2 separate regions of the Homo sapiens genome follow, and region 2 is linked to region 1. A link is an interaction called in ENCODE POLR2A ChIA-PET data of the cell type or tissue named here. Cell type or tissue: CD4-positive, alpha-beta T cell. All regions are shown on one strand.

The links. ChIA-PET counts read pairs that join two places held together with the same protein. Peaks named below come from ENCODE experiments on the same cell type or tissue, not always from the same donor. Only the 100,000 strongest peaks of a DNase experiment are listed, where the experiment ranks them.
Region 2: POLR2A ChIA-PET joins it to region 1 with 26 read pairs; 11 of 35 experiments call an interaction of 5 or more read pairs at or near these places.

Annotation. Positions count from the first base shown.
Region 1 is chr22:42,442,648-42,446,647 of GRCh38, forward strand. LOC101927344 (a long non-coding RNA gene) reads left to right here. Exons shown (of 6, transcript NR_188414.1): 3 at 3,055-3,169; 4 at 3,516-3,592. Among named protein-coding and RNA genes, the nearest start is that of NFAM1, 12 kb to the left of the region's middle. RefSeq lists enhancers at 1,533-1,712, 1,720-2,486. In CD4-positive, alpha-beta T cell, a CTCF peak has its summit at 1,930 (motif pointing left); DNase peaks (open chromatin) are centred at 1,604 and 1,944; H3K4me3 peaks cover 1,254 bases; H3K27ac peaks cover 1,715 bases.
Region 2 is chr22:42,078,021-42,082,020 of GRCh38, forward strand. PHETA2 (PH domain containing endocytic trafficking adaptor 2) reads left to right here. Exons shown (of 3, transcript NM_001002034.3): 3 at 1-1,418. The coding sequence ends at 53. It overlaps SMDT1 (single-pass membrane protein with aspartate rich tail 1), which reads left to right and starts at 1,680. Exons shown (of 3, transcript NM_033318.5): 1 at 1,680-1,934; 2 at 3,905-4,000. The coding sequence starts at 1,749. RefSeq lists enhancers at 1-184, 1,425-2,197 and a silencer at 1,105-1,399. In CD4-positive, alpha-beta T cell, no CTCF peak of the experiment used is centred here; DNase peaks (open chromatin) are centred at 1,651, 1,991 and 2,481; H3K4me3 peaks cover 2,125 bases; H3K27ac peaks cover 2,501 bases.

The DNA of each region.
Region 1 (4,000 bases):
GGCTTGAGCCACCACACCTGGCTTCCCTATGTTTTTCTATATCCTGATCGCTTCCTTGTACAACAAGGATTTTGCAATGCCATATTCTATAGAGAAAACAAACTTCAATCAAATTTCTTTGATATGGTAGCAGGAAGAGTTCAGGGCATGGCTGTGTCAAGTTTTCTCATGTGGGACCTGACCTTACATGCTCCTTGGATGGGCCACACTGGTGACCACGCGAGGCTTTGATGCTCTCATCACAGGGACCTGTTCTGAGTTTTATGTTGTCTTTGTTGGTTTCAACATTTTATGCCAAATCAGCAAGAAATTTAAATCTTTTTTCATCATGATCATTGTATTCATTCTCCTTCATTCATTGGTGAGCCTGTTCCTGGAAGCCATCTGTACCCTCGGACAGCCAGCAACGACTGAGCTACACATGGATAGAACCATGAACCACAAGAAATACCCCTGAATTCTGAACTATTTCCATATCAACTTCTCCCAAAATACCCACAGCCAGTCCAACACCATCCAACTGGATGGGAGCAGGGAAGGCGGGGAATCAGAGTGGAAAGAGACTTAGCTGAGTTATTTTTATTATTTTTAAAAGCCTTATTCATAGACATATGTGTATATTTAGAGACAGAGTCTATCACTACGTTGCCCAGGTTTGATTCTTTTTTTAGAGACAGGTCTGGAGTACAGTGGTGCAATCTTTGCTCATCACAGCCTTGAACTCCAGGGCTCAAGCCATCCTCCCACCTCAGCCTCCTGAGTAGCTGGGACTACAAGCATGTGCTGTGCCACCAAGCTGGCTTGGTGTGACTAACTGATGTCTCACCTTTGCAAACTTTACAGAAACATATGACATAGGAACACATTGCAATTACATATTGCAATTCAGCAGAAAAAAAAAAAAGAAAGACTTTCTTTTTACTGAATGGCACTGACTTACCAGGTACATACAAGCAAGTGGAGTCTGGGGACCACTTTTTGGCTGTTCTAGAGAAAGTGCCCCAAAGAGGATTCAGCAGCCAGACTCCTGTTAGTTTTCTCATCTCACTCAGAAGGCTCAGCCTCTGAAACAACCATTCCAGGACTTGGAGGCAGGGGATCTGGGTTAAAGGCCCAGCTCTGCCGTTTCCTAACTGTGGGGCCTTGGCAAGTGCAGGTCCTGTGAGCTTCACCAGCCTCATTAGCAAGAATAGTTCATGTTCCCCTGCCACGGAAGTGCCCTGTGAACTAGAAGAGAGCATGGGCAAGTATGGGGTTAGTCTCGCTAACAGATCAGCCAGCTTCTGTCTGGGCAATTCTGTCATTTAGGGTTTTGCTGGGGTGGCCCCGGGAGTCGTTTGGGAGTTCACCTATCTCCCCAGGCATGGAGAAGGGGTGGTGTTTCTGAATCAGGATTCTGAGCTGAACTGCAAACCTGACTGTGCTCCAAGTTTCTTGGACCAGCAAGCCCAGCTCCCAGAGTCCCGCTGCCCTGGCCTGAACCCGCCGCTCCACACCCCGGGCTCTCGGCAGCCGGGCGGCTCGTGGGAGGAGGCGCCATGAGCCTTCTTGCATTTCCTGCTTCAGACTTGATGGATTACAGAGGACTCCTGCTCCAGCTGTGGGGAACTCCAGCCCGCACTTTGCCTCCAGCCCGATGGTGCAAGATCCAGCTTCTCTTCAGCCTGGCATCAAACGTCTTTTTGATCAGCTTTTCATCCATTTTCTGAAAATGTAGTGATTGAGAGATGTTCTGAATCTTGCAGAATTCTGTGTCGCACCCTGGCCACACATCAATGCAGGCCTGAACCTGACCCTGGGTGGACTCCCTGCTCTCTGCCAGCCCCTTTCTCACCCCTGGGTCCCCACGGCCCCTGGCTCTCTCCCCTCTGCTAGAATCTCGCTGAGGGATTGGTGGGGAGGGGGTGGTCACGCACTGGGTGGAGATCTGGTGCCCCCTGGAGGCCGGACAGGAAGGGCCAGGGCGGACAAGGTCTTTGAGAACTCGGTGGCATCCCGCTCCTGATGGCCTGGGTCCCACCGCCCCTCCCCCAGCCTTCCTGACAGCAGAGGAGATTGATGGGGCGCTGCTCGAATGTTCTTCATCAGCGTCTTCAGTAATAAGCTTCTCCATTGGGTAACCGATCCTAGTTTAGCAAAACCGTTTGTCAACCATTTCCTCCCTTGAGCTTGATAAGAACCCCGTGGGAGAGGAGAGAGGGGGGCCCCCCAGGATCTGAAAAGCTGTGCCTCAGCCAAGTTCATGAGTCACTGGCGAGGAGGCCTGTAGGTCAGCAAAGCCTAGGAGGTCAAGAGTGCCCACATGGGGACCTACGGGCCTCAGGGCCGCAGGTTGCTGGGTTGGACCCTGGCTTGGAGCTCAGGATAGAAACCCGGAAACCCCACAGGCAAAGAAGGATGCAGAACAGAACAGGGCAGAACCAAGGACCCAGTGAGGGTGGCTGGCGTCAGAGCAAATATCAGAGTTCACAAGGTGAAATAATCCAAAAATCTATACAGAAAAAGCTAATCATTTTCTCCAATCTCTCCCCCAAAGGTGTCTACTCCTGCAGGCTTACCTGTAACCTTTGTCACTCACTCTTCTGATTCTGCAAACATATAAACCACGGAGCCACAGCCAAGAGAATCTGGACTTGTTCGTTTTTCCTGAAATAGGATATCTTAAATAATCCGTGGCTCAGCACTGCGCCCTTTTTTTTCTTTTCTTTTCTTTTTTTTTTTTTTTTTGAGACGGAGTCTCGCTCTGTTGCCCAGGCTGGAGTGCAATGTCATGATCTTGGCTCACTGCAACCTCTGCCTCCTGGGTTCAAGCAACTCTCCTGCCTCAGCCTCCTGAGGAGCTGGGACTGCAGGTGCAAGACACCACGCCTGGCTAATTTTTGTTATTTTTAGTAGAGACAGTGTTTCACTATGTTGGCCAGGCTGGTCTCGAACTCCTGACCTCAAATGATCTGCCTGCCTCGGCCTCCCAAAGTGCTGGGATTACAGGCACAAGCCACAGCACCCAGCCTCACTGTGCCCTTTTCACTGGCAGGCATTTTATTGTCCCTACAGACCCAAGACGGGGTGGGGGAGACGTGCTTTGTGCTCACCTGGCTGGTTCATGGGCAGGTGGCCTGGAGGACCCAGCCCTGGCAGCTGTGGGGTAGCTCCAGCCTGGGCCGGACAGGTAAGCGGAATCAAGAGATGGGGCCAGTTGCGGCTACAGGGCCAGGAGGGGCTGCAGCTCCTGGTCAGGGTCTTCAGAAAAGCAGGGTTCTGCTGGCTGGCCTGCAGTGGAAAGAAGACAGAGGGACAGGGAACTGGGGGTAGGGACAACCCTGCTCAACTAAGTGACCTTGAGAGGACAGGAGTCCCCACAGGAAAATCAGGAGACTGTTCCTCTGGCTGGGGTGGGCTGTGGGGAGGATGCTGGGCCAGCAGAGCCTGACAGAGCCACCCCAGTCATAAAAGGATATGTTTTTGTCAAGACTTTTCTAAACCCATAATCACCTCCCTCCTATGTCTTGGGTCAGCTTCTTTCATCGCAGGCACCACTGCGGACATTGCTGGGAGGAAGAGGAGGGAGAAGCGACGGGCTTCATTAGGAACGGTGAGTTTGTGACTCTGCCGCTAAGTGGCAGCTCCAGCTCACCCCCCCAGCTCCCTCCCACAGGCCACGGCTGGGCATGGAGAACTGGTGACTTCAGAGGCCCGGACAGAGGAGACGGGGGAGAGCGAGGGGCCGCCGTGCCTGAGGTCTGGGGGTGACAGCAGGGGATGGCCAAGGAGTGCAGGGCCAGCTTGCCCTGCCCTCTCTAAGAGAGTCTTACTGAATGTAGGGGTTGAATTGTGCTCCCCAAGAGATATGTTCATGTATTAACCTCTCCCTCCCCCCGACTCTTCCATTCCTGTGACTGTGAGCTGAATTTGGAAACAGGGTCTTTTCAGATGTAATCAGGTCCTTTCAACTCACGATAAAATAATCTTGGATTTAGGCTGGGCCCTATGTCCAACAGCT
Region 2 (4,000 bases), 360 kb before region 1:
AGAAGAGGGCCCAGGGGAGCCACTCAAAATGTGAGGAACAGGATAGGCCCTAAGTCTGGGCCCTTTGAGTCAGGAAACCAGGGCCAGTTCTTTTTCAGGAGTTAAATGTTTACCCATTTCCAAGGTTGCGTTTTGGGAGGGGACATGGGTTCTCTCCTTCCTGCTATTTAGGCATTCTCCAGGTTCGAGATCCACCCGTGTGTCTGGAAGGGACTGCGGGACCATTCCTTCCATCCTCTTTATTTCCTGAGGTCCAGAGAAGGAAGGAGACTTAGCAGCCACAGAGCAAGACCCCAATCTCCTGACTGCACTGGCCTGACTGCCCCCTCCCAGGGGATGTTAATGAAATGAAGGAAGTGGGGAATGTCACCCGAGACTGTCACAGGCTTGCCATACCTTTGGCCTACACACCGGGCTCTAGAGCCATAATTTCCAACCTGGGGAGTCTCCTGTGCACTTAAATCCGAGGTAGGCTGCAGTATCGGCTTGAAGCTCTGACACTGTCAGAGAAAGTGGATTTATTGTGTCATAGGAGTTTCTGGGACCCAGCTCTTCCTGAGAGGGGTGGGAAGATTGGGGATGGGATCCTCACTCAGCAGTCTGGGTAGGGCCCTTTGAGGCAGAGGGTCTTCGGCCAGTGAAGAGAGATTTATTCTGCTCAGAGTGCTGGGGTCCCATCCTTTCTCCCTGGCTGCCCTGTTAACAGATGGTGCTGGACCTTGCCCCGGAAGGGGCTTGTAGCTTTTTTACGTCAACGAAATGCCCTCCTGTACTCTGTCTTCAGCAGCCAACTCCTGGAGCTGCCAAGTGAGGGGTTAAAGAAGAGGTGGGGAGGCAGTGTGGCTCCCTGGGAAAAGTCTGTTGCTTTGGTTCTCAGTCCTGGGTATTCTAGGAGCTTGGACACGGGATTGCGTTTCCTGTGCTAAAATTCTCTCTCCTGGCTGGGCTCCGGTAAACTGAAGCTGCTCGAGAAATCACCTGGGAACTCTCATAGCCGTTTGTCACCCAGGGTGTACTTGCCAGGACCTCTCCTTGCTACTCTTCCCAAAGTCGGGAGGCAAAGCGGCTGGGTCACCAGAGCCTGACCATACTGACGCTCCAGGGGGAAGACGCAGAGGCCGGGAAGAGACACCCCCTCCCAAACACATAAAACTTGCCCCTTCCTAGCCTCGGCTCCCCTCACTGGGGCCTTGGGCAGGACCGACCCGCATCCAACTAGGCCTAAGGGGTAGGCTCTGAGCCTCTTACCCCTAAGAGGCGGAGATGCGCCCAAGGCGGGCGCCCGGCCTGTTCCCCAGCCCTGCCTGGAAGCCCCGCAGCCACTGCATTTTGTTTAAACACAGATAGCACGGGCCTTTCTCTTATTGCTACAGTGTTTTGTACACGGTTAAAACACTAGTAAAGCTTTTTCGTTATTACTCCTTCCGCTCCCTGGGTTTATTTCCACAACCGGCCGCTGAGGCCTGTTCTGACGGCCGGGCGGACCCAAGACCGCGGCCACGCCCAGCAGGACGCGGACTGAGGGAGCCGGGGCTGCGCCGCCACTCTCGTGACGCCACCATGCCGGCCAGTGACAAACACCTCCCTCCCGCCGCCCCAGGAGCCGCCGGCACTGCGCGAGTGGGAGGGCTGGGCTTCTCGTGTACTCCTCAAACTCTCGCGAGGCTTCGGGCGGCTTTCTTCCCGAGGGCGGCACGAGGGCTGGGCGGTGGGGTGCGGGTGCCCGGGTGAGGGGCGGAGCTGGGGGCATGGCGTCCGGAGCGGCTCGCTGGCTAGTATTGGCACCCGTCAGGTCCGGGGCTCTCCGGAGCGGGCCTAGCTTGAGGAAAGATGGCGATGTCTCCGCCGCATGGAGCGGCTCAGGCCGGAGCCTGGTACCGTCGAGGTCAGTCATCGTTACCCGCAGCGGCGCCATTTTGCCCAAACCGGTGAAAGTGAGTGTCCTCCTGGAGACGGGGCGAAGGGGCTGAGGCCAATCATTGTGGGGAGTGCGTGAGGGCGGCGCTGATTGATAGGAGCCAAGGCCAATCATAACGATTACCGTAGACTGGAAGGCGGACCAAGAATACGCTAATGAGTTGCTAATTTTGACAGGTGTGTAGAAAATGGTAGGTAGACAGAAGATGGGGGGCAAACGCTGAGGAAGTTGGCCTTTTACATTAGCTTGTCCTGAGAGGTGCGGTGCTCTGCTCCTCTGGAGTCAGAAGACTAGGCCGTGTGCTTCTAGCTTAGAGCAGTCCTGTAATCTCTGCCCTGCCTGTCTCCTAGTTTATGGGATGAAATATGAATTTTGAAAGGACTCTGTAAATAAAGGGTACGTGGGACGGGCCTCATCTTTTTATTAGTTGTCACCTAATATTTAATTCATGTGATTTACAGTCCTGATAGATGTGCAGGGAATTATTACAATCACGGGTTTTCAAATGAAGAATCGGGCTAGAGCGGTGAAGCTCGTATCCAAGGCCAGCGCTGAGGACGCAGCATCCGGGTTTCTTCCTGGTACCGTCCCCACCAGGTCCTGTCTTTTTCCAACACTGAACGCTATCACATGCTTGAGTTTTTCTAGGGAAAACGGAAACAGTCCCTTATATCAAGCGAAAGTTTGCTTTACGACTGCAGGGCTGTGTGGTGTGGGAGTTAAAAAAACAAATTCTCTTAAAGCTAGTCTAGCCTATGCTAACTCACACAATTGACTGTAGGTCCATGTTGGGAAAGACCTGCCTTATCAAAACAGTTGAAAAAAAAATTTTTTTAATTCTAGGAATACGAGAGAAATGTTGCTGAGATTTTACTGACATTCTCCCAATCCATCTAAAGTCTTTGAGTGTAAATACATGCCCACTTTCAAATACATCTGTTTCTAAAATTTTTAAATCAAATTTCTCAGGCATCAGGGAACCTGTTACTTAGTGAACTGTGTAGAATATCCCTTCACTGTACATCTTTCTGTCATCGGTTTTCGTGTATTTCGTGTTCAGGCAGAGCTCACCGTAGTCTGGCCCTCCTAGTACTGGTGCACCCGATTGCCTGTAGGGATTTAAAGTAATTAGCAGGCTGTGTCCTAACTTTAGATGTCTAGGGTGCCTTAGACTTTTCTTTCCAGTGGACTTTTCGTCCATTTTGATGGCCATAACAGTCACCTTATCTCCTTTTTTTTTTTTTTGAGACGGAGTCTCACTCTGTCACCCAGGCTGGAGTACAGTGGCACAATCTTGGCTCACTGCAGCCTCCGCCTCCCGGGTTCAAGTGATTCTTCTGCCTCAGCCTTCTGAGTAGCTGGGACTACAGGCATGTACCACCACACCCGGCTAATTTTTTGTATTTTTAGTAGAGACGGGGTTTCACTATGTTAGCCAGGCTGATTTCGAACTTCTGACCTCGTGATCCGCCCGCCTCAGCCTCCCAAAGTGCTGGGATTACAGGTGTGAGCCACTGCGCCCGGCCTTTTGTCTTTTTTTTAGACAGAGCCTCACTCTGTCTCCCAGGCTGGAGTGGAATGGTGCAATCTTGGCTCACTGCAACTTCTGCCTCCTGGATTCAAGCAATTATCCTGCCTCAGCCTCCCGAGTAGCTGGGATTACAGGTGCGCACCACCATGCTGGGTCAATTTTTTGTATTTTTAGTAGAGACGGGATTTCACCATGTTGGCCAGGCTGGTCTCAAGCTCCTGACCTCAGGTGGTCCACCCACCTCAGCCTCCCAAAGTGCTGGGATTAAAGGTGTGAGCCACCCTGCCTGGCCTTCTCCTTTTCTAATTACTTTTCTTGCCCTGAATTTTTCCAAGGACTTTAAAATCAAGTTGCTTATGATGGGTCTGAGGGTATGTCTGTGAGAGGGCCAGGTCTTCTTTGGTCCTGCCAGAGTGGGCTCTGGAGCTCACAGCTGCCACTCTGACCCTCTGCAGATGTCCTTCGGCCTTCTCCGTGTGTTCTCCATTGTGATCCCCTTTCTCTATGTCGGGACACTCATTAGCAAGAACTTTGCTGCTCTACTTGAGGAA